Linked DNA regions of Mus musculus: region 1 is linked to region 2. The links are chromatin contacts, found by Hi-C or POLR2A ChIA-PET in ENCODE. All regions are on one chromosome and are shown on one strand. The core of a region is the stretch at or near the end of the contact, and the rest is flanking DNA. Distances in the headings are between cores, read along the strand shown.

Region 1 (6,373 bases), core at 3,510-6,009, 68 kb after region 2:
ATTAGACATCACTTTCAAACATGGGTGCTCCTTTCTACAATCTAATCTTACCTTTACTGGTTGGAATTAAAGGTGTTTATTAAGGGCATATCTGTGTTCTAGCCAGAGGGATTAAAAATGTGTGTCAAGGGCTGAGCCATATCACAACTAGGAATAGGTTTTTAAGTAAATAACCATCCTGGGTCCACAGTGTGATCAAATATCCTGCACCAATGTATACTTTGTGATTCTACTTATTTTATTTTTAAAATTTATTTCTTCGCTATGTATACATTTATCTGCATGGATTTATGTGCTGTGCACCATGTGTGCTGCACATGTGTGCAGGTGCTGGTGAGGCCATTGGATCCCCTGGAACTGGAGCTGCAAGCAATTGTGAGCTGTCTGATGTGGGAGGAGGAACCCAACCCAGGTCAATGGAAGAGCAGTCAGTGCTCTTAATCACGAAACCATCTCTGCAGCTACAGTGGGAAAAGTGAGCAATGCACACCAGTGTAAACATCTTCACCTGCCTAGATGCCCACAGAACCAGAGAGCCCAGTGCTGCCTGTGGGGAGGGGCTGTGCATGAAGAGTCAGAAGAGCTGTGTCCTTCATCTCAGACCAGAGGAATCCTTTCACTCTTTTCAAGGTAACAACATGAAGAACATAAAATGACATCCTCCAGATGGTGGTACTTTGAGTTCATCATAATTTTCTTAAAATCATCTGCACTAAGCAAAAAAGAAAAGAAAAGTCTTAGCCTTGTGTTTTATTTATTTATTTTTATACTTTTTGTTTGTTTGTTTGTTTTTCGAAACAGGGTTTCTCTGTGTAGCCTTGGCTGTCTTGGCACTCACTTTGTAGACCAGGCTGGCCTCTAACTCAGAAATCCGCCTGCCTCTGCCTCCCAAGTGCTGGGATTAAAGGCATGCACCACCACTGCCTGGCTTTTATACTTTTTAAATTACATTGATTTATTTACTTCGTGTTGGGGGAGATGTGCATGTGTCATGACTTATGATTGAAGGCCACAGAGCAACTTGAGGGACTTGGTTCTCTCTTTCCACCATGTGGGTCCTGGGAATTGAACTCAGGTCACCATGCTTCAAGCTCCCTCCTCCACTGAGCCATCTTGCTGGCCCCAGGCTAGTGTGGTTTTAAGGGTCCTCTGAGTGCAACAGAGACTAGTACAGAACACTCTTGTGTATCTGGGTGAGATTTCAGAACTCAACGGGGAATGTGCACACGATTCCAGGAAACAAACAAATAAACAAACAGGTCAAATACATATACGAGAGTGAGAGCCACCTTGATGACAAATTTTGTAACAGTAGGCTGCTACAGACAACAAAGCACAGTTTTCCAAGTTTTGGAAGAAACTTAAATTGAATCTGAAACTTGATAGTCAAATTTCTAACCATCACGAAGAGCAAATAAATTTTCTGAAACCCCATGAGTCAGACAATCTACCCTCTCCTTGCTTATGAAGAAATTACTCCAGGGGCTGGAGAGGGGTGAAGAGCCCTGGCTGCTCTTGCAGAGGACCCCAGCTCTACTCCCAGCATCCACATGCAGGCTCACAACCATCCATAACTCCAGTTCCAGGGCATCCAATACCTTCTGACCTCAGCAGGCGCCAGGCACACAAATGGCACACAGAATAAAACATTAAAACAACCCATTCAAAAAAGAACAGCCCAAGAGTTCGTAGATGGAAGCTGTATATGAGGATAAATATTAAAGTGAGAACAAAGATGAGTTGGTACTTGTTTGGACTGTGGTACTTGGGATATTCTTTGATCTGCAGATACTTAATAATAACCAGGGTTGTTTGTTTGTTTGTTTTGTTTGCCACAGGCCTTACTCTGGACTCACCATCTTCCTTTTGGAGTGCTAAGATTACCTGCATGACCACCATACTTAGTGTCTTAGTTTGGGTTTTATCGCTATGAAGAGACACCATGACCAGGACAACTCTTATAAAAGAAATTGGAGCTGGCTTACAGTTTCAGGTGTTTAGTTCATTAACATCATGGGGAGAAGCATGGTGGTATGCAGGCAGACATGGTGTTAGAAAAGGAAGTGAGAGTTCTACAGATGATCCACAGGCAGCAAAAGGAGATTATGTATCATTCTGGGTGTAGCTTGAGCGTAGGAGACCTCAGAGCCCACCCCACAGTGACACACTTCCTCTACAAGGTCTCTGTTGTGTTAGAATCACGGCTTGTCCGGACAGATCACAGCAGGTCAGTAAGTTCCACAGGAGAGAGGTTTATTGGGGGATGGGGGAGGACAAAAGAGGGCAACAAATATGATGAGGGAAAGAGAGCAAAGGTCAGGAGTGGTCTGCCTTTTATTTGGGTTGTGACGTAACAGCTTGCAGGTAAAGGTGGGAGGTGGGTGGACCAGATGGACACTAGGAATGTACAGTGATTGCTATGGCAACAGATGTGCAGGTCCCTGTTGCTTAGTGACCTGCAACTGTAAAAGCCAGTTTCTGAAGCCAACAGCCACGCCTCCTTCAACAAGGTCACACCTCCTAATAGTGCCACTCCCTCCCGATAGGCCAAGCCTTCAAACACAGTCTGTGTGGGCCATTCCTATTCAAACAACCACATATAGCTTAAGATTGCCACCACCCCCCTTGTTTCACATATATGTGTGTGTGTTTGTATATGTATGCAGGTACAAGTTCATGTGTGTGTAAGTGTGTGTGAAAATTAGAAGTTGATGTCAGACATCTTCTTCAACTGCTCTCCACCTTTTAAAAAGAATTAAGGTTTATTACATTTTCATTTTCATTTATGTTGGTATGGCATTTGTGTGTGTGTAGCATCCGATCTCCTGAAACTACAGCTACAGAGAGTTGTACGCCATCAACATGGATGCTGGCATCTGAATGCTGGGACCTTCTGGAATGGCAGCAAGGGCTGTAACTGCTGAGCCATCTCATCTCTCTAGCCCTCTGACATCAATTCAGCTATACTCGCTGGTCTGCAAGCTAGATGTGCAAAATCGGCAAGCTCTGTGTTCAGGGAGAGACCTTGCCTCAATAAATGAGTGGGAAGCCACTAAGGAAGAAACTCAACGTCAACTTAGAGCCTCCACATGCACATATCACACACACACACACATGCACACGCACCAACACGCACTCAAGAAGCAAAACTGAAATGTTGATGTTGTAGGCTGGTGAATTTCTGGATTCCCAGCATTCTGGAGGTGGAGGCAGGAGGATCATGTCGTCCTCCACCCCACTTGGAGATCAAGGGCAGTATAGGTGAAATGAAATCCTGCCCCCCAAAACAAACACAAAACAAGGTAACGTGACACACATTTCTTTTGCTCTGATAATCTACAAAGTGAACTAGAAACATTCCTTAATTTTGTATGTAAGTTAAATGCTCTTATATTTCCATTTAAAACTGGCAGTGCAGAATATAATGATGAATGGTGGAATTCATACTAACTGGAAAATTTTCATTTTTCCTTCCTGAGAATGACATTAAATAGCAACTAAAACGCCACAATAAATCATGAAGAAAGAAAAACATTCATAGTTCAGGATCTTTGGTAGTGTTTTCTGCATTCTGAGCAAGGAGCCCGGCACTTTGTATTTTGTACAGGGTCCTGCCCGCCTGGCAGCCCAGGGTGACGGAAAGCTGCTTCAGGATTCTACACAGGAGGTTCACCTCCCGGGACCTTGGCAAGGCACATGTCTTCTGCCCACAGTGGGGGCCAGAGGCCCCGATGTACAAGGCTCCTGTCACATAAGGCCCTAGGCACTGAGGATCCTCTGCATATACAGCCCTCAGTGGCTTAGGAAGACACAGTGAGGTCTCTCTTTTAGCAAATTCCCAAACTGGCATCTTGGGGAGTAGAAGAGAGAATGTGGAGATGCTGAGTGTTCCAAAGACCCCATGGAAAGTAGCCAAACAAGGGCGGTGTTCTACTCCAGACAGACCGGAGGGGAGGGCAGGCTGCTGGAGACTGTTCTAAAAAAAGGGGGTGTATATGGCTAAAAGGCAAGCCTAGGCTTCCCTGCTACCCTCTGGGAGGACCACAGACAATGCTCTGAATGGGAGATGCCTGTCTGCAAGTCAGCTGCCTTTAGATTTGTGTAAATTTTGTCTCAGATAAACTTCTCCCAGGCATGTCTAGAATCAAAACCAAAAACCAAAACGAGGTGACATGATGAGATGTTTCTATGTGTTTTGATGAAAACTCAATAGGCATATGATGATGACCTATGAAACAAACAAACAAAAGCTAACAAAAAACAACACAACTTGGAAGGTGAGGGCTAGAGGACCAGTTCAAGGCCAGCCGTGCTGACATAAGAGCAACAGTGGCACATGCCTTTAACCCCAGCACTTGGGAAGCAGAGGCAGTCAGATATCTGAGTTTGAGGCCAGCCTGGTCTACAGAGTGAGTTCAAACCCTGTCTTGAAAAACTGAGGGGGAAAAAATATACCCATAAACACACAAAATATTTTATTGAGAATATCTAATTTATTAGGAAACATATGTTAACACAGACAGGGCTAAAGGGCCGTGTTATGCGTGTAACAACTTCATCTTACGCAGAGTTCACGTGCTGGGACTCGTGGCTTTTTGGTGCTAACCTGGAAGGTGCTGCCCCTGATTGCCAAGAATCCTCAGCAAACTGGTTCACAACCAAAGATCCAAACACTAAGATGCAGTCATAGTCGGCAGTGCTCCCCACCCCCTCCCCAGAAGGCTCTCTCCGGTGCTTCCCCTAAGAGCCCAGCTGTTGGCACCCAGCGAAAGGACAGGGCACCAAAAAGGAAGTATCACAGCCAGAGATTTTCCTGTCACTCCACAGGGACTGACCGCCGTGTCTCTGAACAGGAAGGAGAGGTACTTTTTTGGGCCACTGCCCTGTGGCTCCGTTCTACCTTTGGGTGGATTTATTCTATTTTCATGGTTTCCCTAAAATGATAGTGGTTCAAACCCACTTCCTTCCTTTATGGCAGCAGGCCCCGCCCACATCCTCCGCACTGGCTGTTAACCTTTCTCCCTATTTTCGGTGGTACAATAAATTAACACAGCTCACATAAAGGGAGTGGAGGGCATTGTATACATACGGAATTCGACTGGAATTCATCAACCTGCTGTCTATCTCCCTTCCCAGTCACTGCGCACCATAACGCACCATGCGCACTGCGTCCCTGTGCGCCATCTCTCACTTGGTAAATAAAGCACAACGCCTCTCATTTCCTTTGTTCACGTCTCACTTTTATGCCCTAAATCTCCCCCCACCCCACCCCACCCCACCCCCACGTTTGGGTGACCAGATAAACGTTAGGACACTAGAGTTAACATTTTCATTTTAGATGAGCGAAGGACAATTTTAATTTTTTTAGTATAAAATATCACAAATATCATATATAATATATAGAATGTACTAATCCTAGCAAGTATTTATCTCTCTGAAAGTCGGATTTTTAAGTGGACATTGTGAGGTTTTTTGTTTTTTAATATCTTGTTTCGTTGTCGCCTTGATTTTTTTTTTTTTTTTTTTTTTTTTTTTTTTGGTTTTTCGAGACAGGGTTTCTCTGTATAGCCCTGGCTGTCCTGGAGCTCACTTTGTAGACCAGGCTGGCCTCGAACTCAGAAATCCGCCTGCCTCTGCCTCCCGAGTGCTGGGATTAAAGGCGTGCGCCACCACGCCCGGCTGTCGCCTTGATTTTTGAAACATGTCTCATTGTGTAGCTCTGCTTGGCTTGGGACATGTATGTAGACCAGGCTAGCCTTAAACTTGCTGCGATTCTCCCACATCTGCTTCCCAAGTACAAGCTCAGCTCGGTGAACTGTTATTTGCTGGTTCTCCTACAGCCGCGGTGACGTCACTTAATAACATGTAAATTAGCTTGTATCACTCGAGTTCCAAATCCAGCACAGTTTCCCTGGCTCTGCGCACAGTCCCTTCCCTAGATCTCCCCAGATGTGCTCTCCCAGTCCTTGCTACCCCTCGTTTCCTCCCTCCCTCCCTCCCTCCCTCCCTCCCTCTCCACCACTTGCTCCGAGACCACAGGAGCTTCCTTGTTCTTTGCTTCTCCCAAATCTCCACTTCCTTCTCCTTCGTCTGCTTTAACCCAGTTGATGTTACTCTCTCTGGAAAGCTTTCTCCAACACCCCTCTAAAGCCCGAAGCCTCACCACCCTTACCCTCTCTGCGTTTTCCCTGTATCCCACCTTCCAACCAATCACCCGGTCGGTCGGAGGACAGGATCTGTCCTGTTTAAGCTGAATCTCCAGCCTCTGGCCCTGCCTGGCAACTGCAGACTTTCAATAAGTATTTGTGAATTAATGAGAAAACCCAAGGCCAGGAAGTGCAGCCCGGAGAAGCCCAGGAATCAAGCCTTCGCT
Region 2 (6,275 bases), core at 2,554-5,053:
CCCACCTGGCAGAGAACAGGCTGTACCGGCTGTGCCCACAGCCCAGCAAAGGAGAAGAGTTGCCCACCTATGAGGAGGCCAAAGCCCATTCGCAGTACTACGCAGCGCAGCAGGCAGGGTCCCGGCCGCATGTTGGGGACCGGGATCCTAGAGGAGGGGTGTCCGGAGGCGGCCGGCGACAGGATGAAGCTCTTCGAGAGCTGAGGCATGGCCATGTGCGCTCCTTGAGTGAACGGCTTCTGCAACTGTCCCTGGAAAGAAACGGTGCTCGGGTCCCCAGCCACATGAGCTCTTCCCACAGCTTCCCTCAGCTGGCCCGCAGCCAGCAGGGCCCCCAACCCCGAGGGCCCCCAGCTGAGGGCCCAGAGCCCCGCGGGCCACCACCTCAGTACCCACACGCTGTAATGGCTCAGGAGACTGCGGCTGTCACTGACCCAAGATACCGACCCCGAAGCAGCCCACACTTCCAGCATGCCGAAGTCAGGTAACCCCAGATTTCTTTCTAGTTCGGTCTCCCAGGAGGAGGAGAACCCCAAGATCATATATATCGTGGATCTCAACTGTCATGATCCCAATCCCAGGGCACCCCCACCAGTTCCTAGGGCTGTCTGATCTAGATCTACCCTCTCCTGTCTTGAGAAGGGAGAGCTGGGGGGGCTGGAGGGTAAGGGGATTTAGCTGATCCAGTCATGGTAGCATGCCTGTAATGTTTAGGTGAGGCAGGAGGATCACACCACCAGCCTGGACAACGTAGCAAGACTGTCTAAAACAAAAAGAAACTGACATCATTGCTTTAACTCAAAATATACATAGCATTGTCTATAGCATTCAAATAAGGAGGGCTCCCAGGGATGTGAATGGGGTTCAAAGGTGAGCATTTCTTTTTTTCTAAGAAAGAACTAACTAAAGACAATAGGAATCCTTACCAAACTTCTCCCGAGTTAAGTAGGCCAAAGGTGGAACTTATTGAAGGTTTTTAAGAGAAGGTGGACATTTTTTGTTGTTGGCTCATCATTGGGAGGTGTTGCTATTGAGGCTGAAAGAACTAGGTGGCTCGCTGGGCCACTTCTGTATAGTTACTGTCTGCCAGTTAATTACTTACTAGCTTTTCCCTTGTGCTTATGGGCCTAGATGAGTGAGTGAGTGAGTGAGTGAGTGAGCTGCTTTGGGGGGAAAGGGGGGGCTCAGGATGCTGTTGGACCAGAGTAGTGACTTGGCTTGACTTCCTGTGAAGTGAACTCTCGGGGAGTGTGTGTGTGTGAACTCTCGGGGAGTGTGTGTGTGTGTGTGTGTGTGTGTGTGTGTGTGTATTGGAGGGCATGATATGATTGGCTCTTAAGAGATCAATACTAGCCTTAGAGAATGGGTCATTGGAGCTAGGCTGGGAGCCCAGTTAGTATAAGCAGGAAGCCAGATCATTGCAGGAGTCCATGTTCCTAGAAATGAGGGGCTGCCTTAGTCATCTTTATTGGCCCCTGTGCCTTTTCCAGAGAAACAGGCACCATTGCTGTACCTCCTTTGGGGTGGGGTGAGGTGGGCTCCAAGGAACCTGGCTGGGGACCCTCTGGGTTCAAAGTCAGTCACCCTTGCTGAATCCTTATTTGGTCCCTCCATTTCCCACCAATTCGGTTTTCTTCACTCTGGAAGAGAATAGCCGCCTTGGGCCTAGTAGGGGAGCCAGGGGAGCGGGGATGTGTGGGGGTGTGGGGGGGGTGGAGCCTCGTGGGTTTACTCTAGCCTCCACTCCCCCAGACCCCCACCTCACCTCCCTTTTCAGGGCCGGTCAGGAAGAGTTTCTTCTTTTGGACCAGCCCTATTGAACCCTGCCAGGAAAAGATAATATCCAGGCAAGGAAGTGGGCTGTTTTGCAGGAGAACAAAAAGATAGGGAGGAGGGCGGTGGGAAATGGAAGAACCAGGAGCAAGTGTGAACGGAAAGGAGTCGTCGCCATTCTTCCCTGGAGCTCTCGATCATTCTCGAAGAATGTCAGTTGTGTCTGCCTGGCCTGTGGTAGGGAGGAGGGGGACAACAGTTATCTGAGGCAACCCTAAGAGTGACCACACTTGGCAGCAAGGGGGAGTTTAGTCAGTCTAGTGGCAGCCCTCTTCTCTGCACTCCCTGGAGCCTATAGGAGGAAAAAGGATGGGCAGGCTTTAGGGACTGAGTCAGGGGCTCAAAGAACAGGGGAGCGAGCCATAGGCTAGAGGGGTGATTTTGGACACTGGGGATGGCAGAGGGGGCATGAGAGATCCAGAAGTGAAATCCAAACTTCCAAGAGGCTTCTAGAACATTCTGAGTACAACTGAGAAGGCACTTGTGACACTTGGGGGTCACAAGGCCCCCAGAAAGAGCCTCTGGCTACCTGGGCCTAACTGTTCTCTAAACATTAGAGTGTAAGGATGTGTTACACTCATGGCCAAGGGCCGAAAGAACACAGTCCTGAACTCTGCTATGGAGCTAATCCAGGGGTTGCCCCTTAACTGAGGTGATCACCAACAGAGATGGAAGCTAGACAGTCATGGGTGAACCTGCTGTTACCAGCCATTTGGTCAAGCCTGGCTTCTGTGGCTGGAGACCCTTGTGATTTCGCCGACACAGGTGCCACTTGGCAGCTACAGCACTGGTCTGCTGAAGGCCTAGCAGCTGGAGCTGAAATCTGTTCCCCCTGGCATCTGATTCCCTGCTCTAACCTTAGCTGGGGTCTTGGAAAAGAATTTCGGTAGTTGTGGGTAGCAAGACCCTTGAAACAAAGAGGAGAAAAAACTCAGGTGAGCCGTTTTAGCTGACATGGCTTACCTGCTAGAATCCACTAGTAAGTGCCCTTCCTGGGGCCTGGGGACTCTGTGTGGCTTCCATCCCAAAAGATCCTTCTATCAATTCAAAAGGTCATGAGCGCGTCTTTAAAGGTAATATTTAAGCTGTATTTGCTTAGGACGACCCAGGTTGCTTGAACAGAATGAGCATCTGGATACAGCGCCACCGCCACCCTACCCCACACCCATCCTGCTCTCTGACTCTTGAGTCTTAGGCACATACCTTGTGGCACAGGCCCTCCCTCTGGTGGCTGCCTAACACTGGGGAGGCTCAGTCACTGGCAGTAATAGTCAGAGTGCGCGTGCACACGTGCGTGCTGTGTGTCTCGGGGCTCTGAGCTTTATTCACCTCTTCTTTCCCAGGATCCTGCAGGCCCAGGTACCACCGGTGTTCCTCCAGCAGCAGCAGTACCAGTACCTGCCACAGCCCCAGGAGCACTCTCCACCCCTCCACCCGGCAGCTCTGGGCCATGGACCCCCAAGCTCCTTTGGTCCACCTGCAGTGGAGGGACCACCCAGTGCCCAGGCCACCTTGGGCAGTGCCCACCTGGCCCAGATGGAGACTGTACTGAGGGAGAATGCCAGGCTGCAGAGGGACAATGAGCGATTGCAGAGAGAGCTGGAGAGCACTTCAGAGAAGGCTGGCCGCATAGAAAAGGTGGGGACTCCAAGGACACTCAGAGCGGTGGCCGGTGCAGAGGGAGGCAGAGGGGCAGGAAAGCCTATCAGGCTACCTTTTGCACCATATTCTCCTACACACACCCCCAGACACACACACACACACACACACACACACACACACACATCCCAAGCTGACTCCAGACAGCTGAGGACCGACCAAGAGGCCTGCCCTAATGCATGAGCAGTTGCTGGCCAGTAGTGGTTAGAAAGGACTCATTCACTAGCTCCCTGCACACTTGTACCCTCACCCTGCACAGCCCCTCCTGTGGACACCTCCCACAGAGAGCCCTTTGTGCACCCACACAACAGCCAGTCTGTTCCAGGCCAACACTGGCCAAAGAGAAAGCCCCTCCTCTCAGGGAAAAGAAAAAGCAACGCATTGGCAAAGCAAGCCAGCTAGGAGCACGTGGAAGACCTGTGGCTTCCAAGTGGGAGGGGCAGCCACATGCTCTGGGCAGAGGCAGCTCAGGCTGGGGTCTGGCACCCCCACTTCCTCGGTGAAGCCTGGCCAATTGTGTACTAAGGTTCAACTTTAGCAATAGCCTCAGGCTTTCCACTTGCTGTCTATCTACAGTGTTCTGGATAGGCTGAGCCACCTAGGTGCTCTCATCCCTGGTCCTTTGTAAACACTAGGCATGGGGCATGCTGGAGGTAGCCCCCTTGTAGAGCAGCTAGCCCAGTGTCTAGGCAGCAGTCTGGTCTACCTAAGAGGCTGCAGTCCTGTGGCAATCTCAGTAAAGTCACTGGCCTCCCTCCCTAGGACCCTTCCTGAAGTTGAATTAATTATCTGTCTCTTACAGCTGGAAAATGAAATCCAGCGGCTCTCTGAGGCCCACGAGAGCCTGATGAGGACCTCTTCCAAGCGTGAGGCCCTGGAGAAGACCATGAGGAACAAGATGGACGGTGAGATGAGACGGTTGCAGGACTTCAACCGAGACCTTAGAGGTAAGGACCAGGCACGAGGGTTGGGGTGTTGGGAGGACATCATCTGTCAGACTTTGGGGGCTCTGTTTTCAGGGGGAAATTTAGAATCTGTTCTGAGCTATAGAGGCCTACATTAGCCCCCATCGTTGGGCCCTGAGCTGAGCTGGGACTTCCTTATAATCCCATCTCCCCAGTTTAGAGGGTGCAAGCCTACAGTTAGGACCCGAGGGTAAAGCCCAGGCTGATAGCATCCCTCTATATTTAAAACATCTTTTCTCCTTATTTGAAACAGAGAGATTGGAATCGGCAAACCGCCACCTGGCAAGCAAGACCCAGGAAGCCCAGGCGGGCAGTCAGGACATGGTGGCGAAACTGCTTGCCCAGAGTGAGTAGGGGACCAGCTGAGAAACCTGGGTGGGTGTAAAGGCAATGAGGCACAATGACGTGGCCCCACTACCCCTGCCACTCCCTTCCCCTTCAGGTTTAACCCACCCTCACTACCCCCACCCCCCTTGCAGAGTGGTACAGATTCACTGAATGGCTGCTCTGGGAAGGGGTGATTTCCAAAGATGAATAGGGACTAGGGAGCCTTAACTGGCTGAGCCACACACTATGGACTCTCAGTCTCTCCTGTAGGGAGGCCATGACAGCCCTGGCAATAGATAAATGGAGGATGATGAGGGTTCTTTGGAGTTTTCCTAGGAATGACAGACAACAGAAAGGCTGGGGACATGGGAAGCTGCAGGGGATGGTCCACATGGTGAAACTTCCTGGGACAGCCACAGATGGGTTTAGTCAACAGCTACAGTCTGAAGGAGGCATTCAGAAAGTTTCTCTTTAAAACAGGGAGGTCCAGGCATCCTGGAAGCTTTATAGACTAATCAATTTGTTCCTTCATTAGTGGAGCCAGGCTAAGCACCTGGCCAGCGCTGGGCTGAATGTGAGAATCCATCCAGAGGATGACAGGGAGGTGAGATGAGCTTAAGGCAGGAGCAGGTACCCACAAGTTCAAGGGAAAAAGTGTTCCTGAGCCATGTTCCTGGTGATTAGGAAGCCCCTGGTGACCCTGGGAAATCTGGGAACAGCAGAAGTATGGAGGCAGTGGAGGAGGTCTCAGACACTGAGGGGAAATGACAGGCTTGTAGGTAAGAGGTATTTAGGAGGAATATGTATGAGGGTACTTTGTTAGGGGTGTCTAAAGAGGGAAAGACTCCAGAGAGAGGGGGTTTCTGAATGCTAACCGCCCCACCCCCTTCCTTCGGGGACTTAGAGTGCTTGCTAATAAATAAGCCTTTGGCAGGGAATGGGCTCAGATTGGGTAAGACCTGTGCTATCCACTACTACCTTTCAAAATGAGGTGGTTAAAGGTCTCTGGAACGGAGGTGAAGGGGAAAGAGGTGTGTCGCCTAGGGGTTTGCCCTTGGGAGTCTGTAGAAGCACCTACTGCTGTGGGAAGAGAGATTAGGGGTGCTTTGGTGGGAGGGGTGGGTTTTGGAGCCCGGCTCTGACGGAGAAAGGAAGTCTTAAGGAGGGTTTCTGGAAGCTTGCAGAGGGGGAGGGGGGCAGAAGCAGCCGGGAGGCGTTTCCTCTCCCCGGGGAGCAAGCTAGCGCCAGGCTGTTCTTGGCTTCTTGCTGGAGCCATTAATCTCGCAGCCGCGGGTGACCTGGATGCCTGGCATACCAGAGCTGCTGGGCTGTTCCGCTCCCAGCCCGTCCCCCCCTCCGTTCCCTCCCCTGTGCGCCTGACAGTGGCGCCCTTCGGCCCCGGCGGCGCCCAGCCTGGCTTTGGGAGGAGAGAGTATGAATACAAAGGGAGGCTAGGACCTGAATGTGGAGAGCTTGCTAAGATAGGCTCAG

The links. Hi-C counts contacts between places; a loop is a spot of excess contacts on that map. ChIA-PET counts read pairs that join two places held with the same protein, here RNA polymerase II (POLR2A).
Region 1: POLR2A ChIA-PET joins it to region 2 with 11 read pairs in embryonic stem cell. The contact joins two enhancer-like sites. A Hi-C loop is called at or near these places in 15 of 37 maps with a recorded cell type or tissue (T-helper 1 cell, adrenal gland, gastrocnemius and 3 more). POLR2A ChIA-PET finds 5 or more read pairs at or near these places in 5 of 5 experiments (Patski and embryonic stem cell).

Annotation. Positions count from the first base shown.
Region 1 is chr9:102,787,197-102,793,569 of GRCm38, forward strand. No RefSeq gene overlaps it. Among named protein-coding and RNA genes, the nearest start is that of Gm46151, 12 kb to the left of the region's middle. Within about 2 kb of position 4,760, at least 1 of the 3 ENCODE cell types and tissues checked has a DNase peak (open chromatin) inside an H3K27ac peak, as active enhancers do; it is heart, where a contact is called at or near this core.
Region 2 is chr9:102,720,393-102,726,667 of GRCm38, forward strand. It overlaps Amotl2 (angiomotin-like 2), which reads left to right. Exons shown (of 10, transcript NM_019764.2): 2 at 1-484; 3 at 3,177-3,471; 4 at 4,295-4,439; 5 at 4,711-4,803. Among named protein-coding and RNA genes, the nearest start is that of Amotl2, 5.7 kb to the left of the region's middle. Within about 2 kb of position 3,804, at least 1 of the 3 ENCODE cell types and tissues checked has a DNase peak (open chromatin) inside an H3K27ac peak, as active enhancers do; it is heart, where a contact is called at or near this core.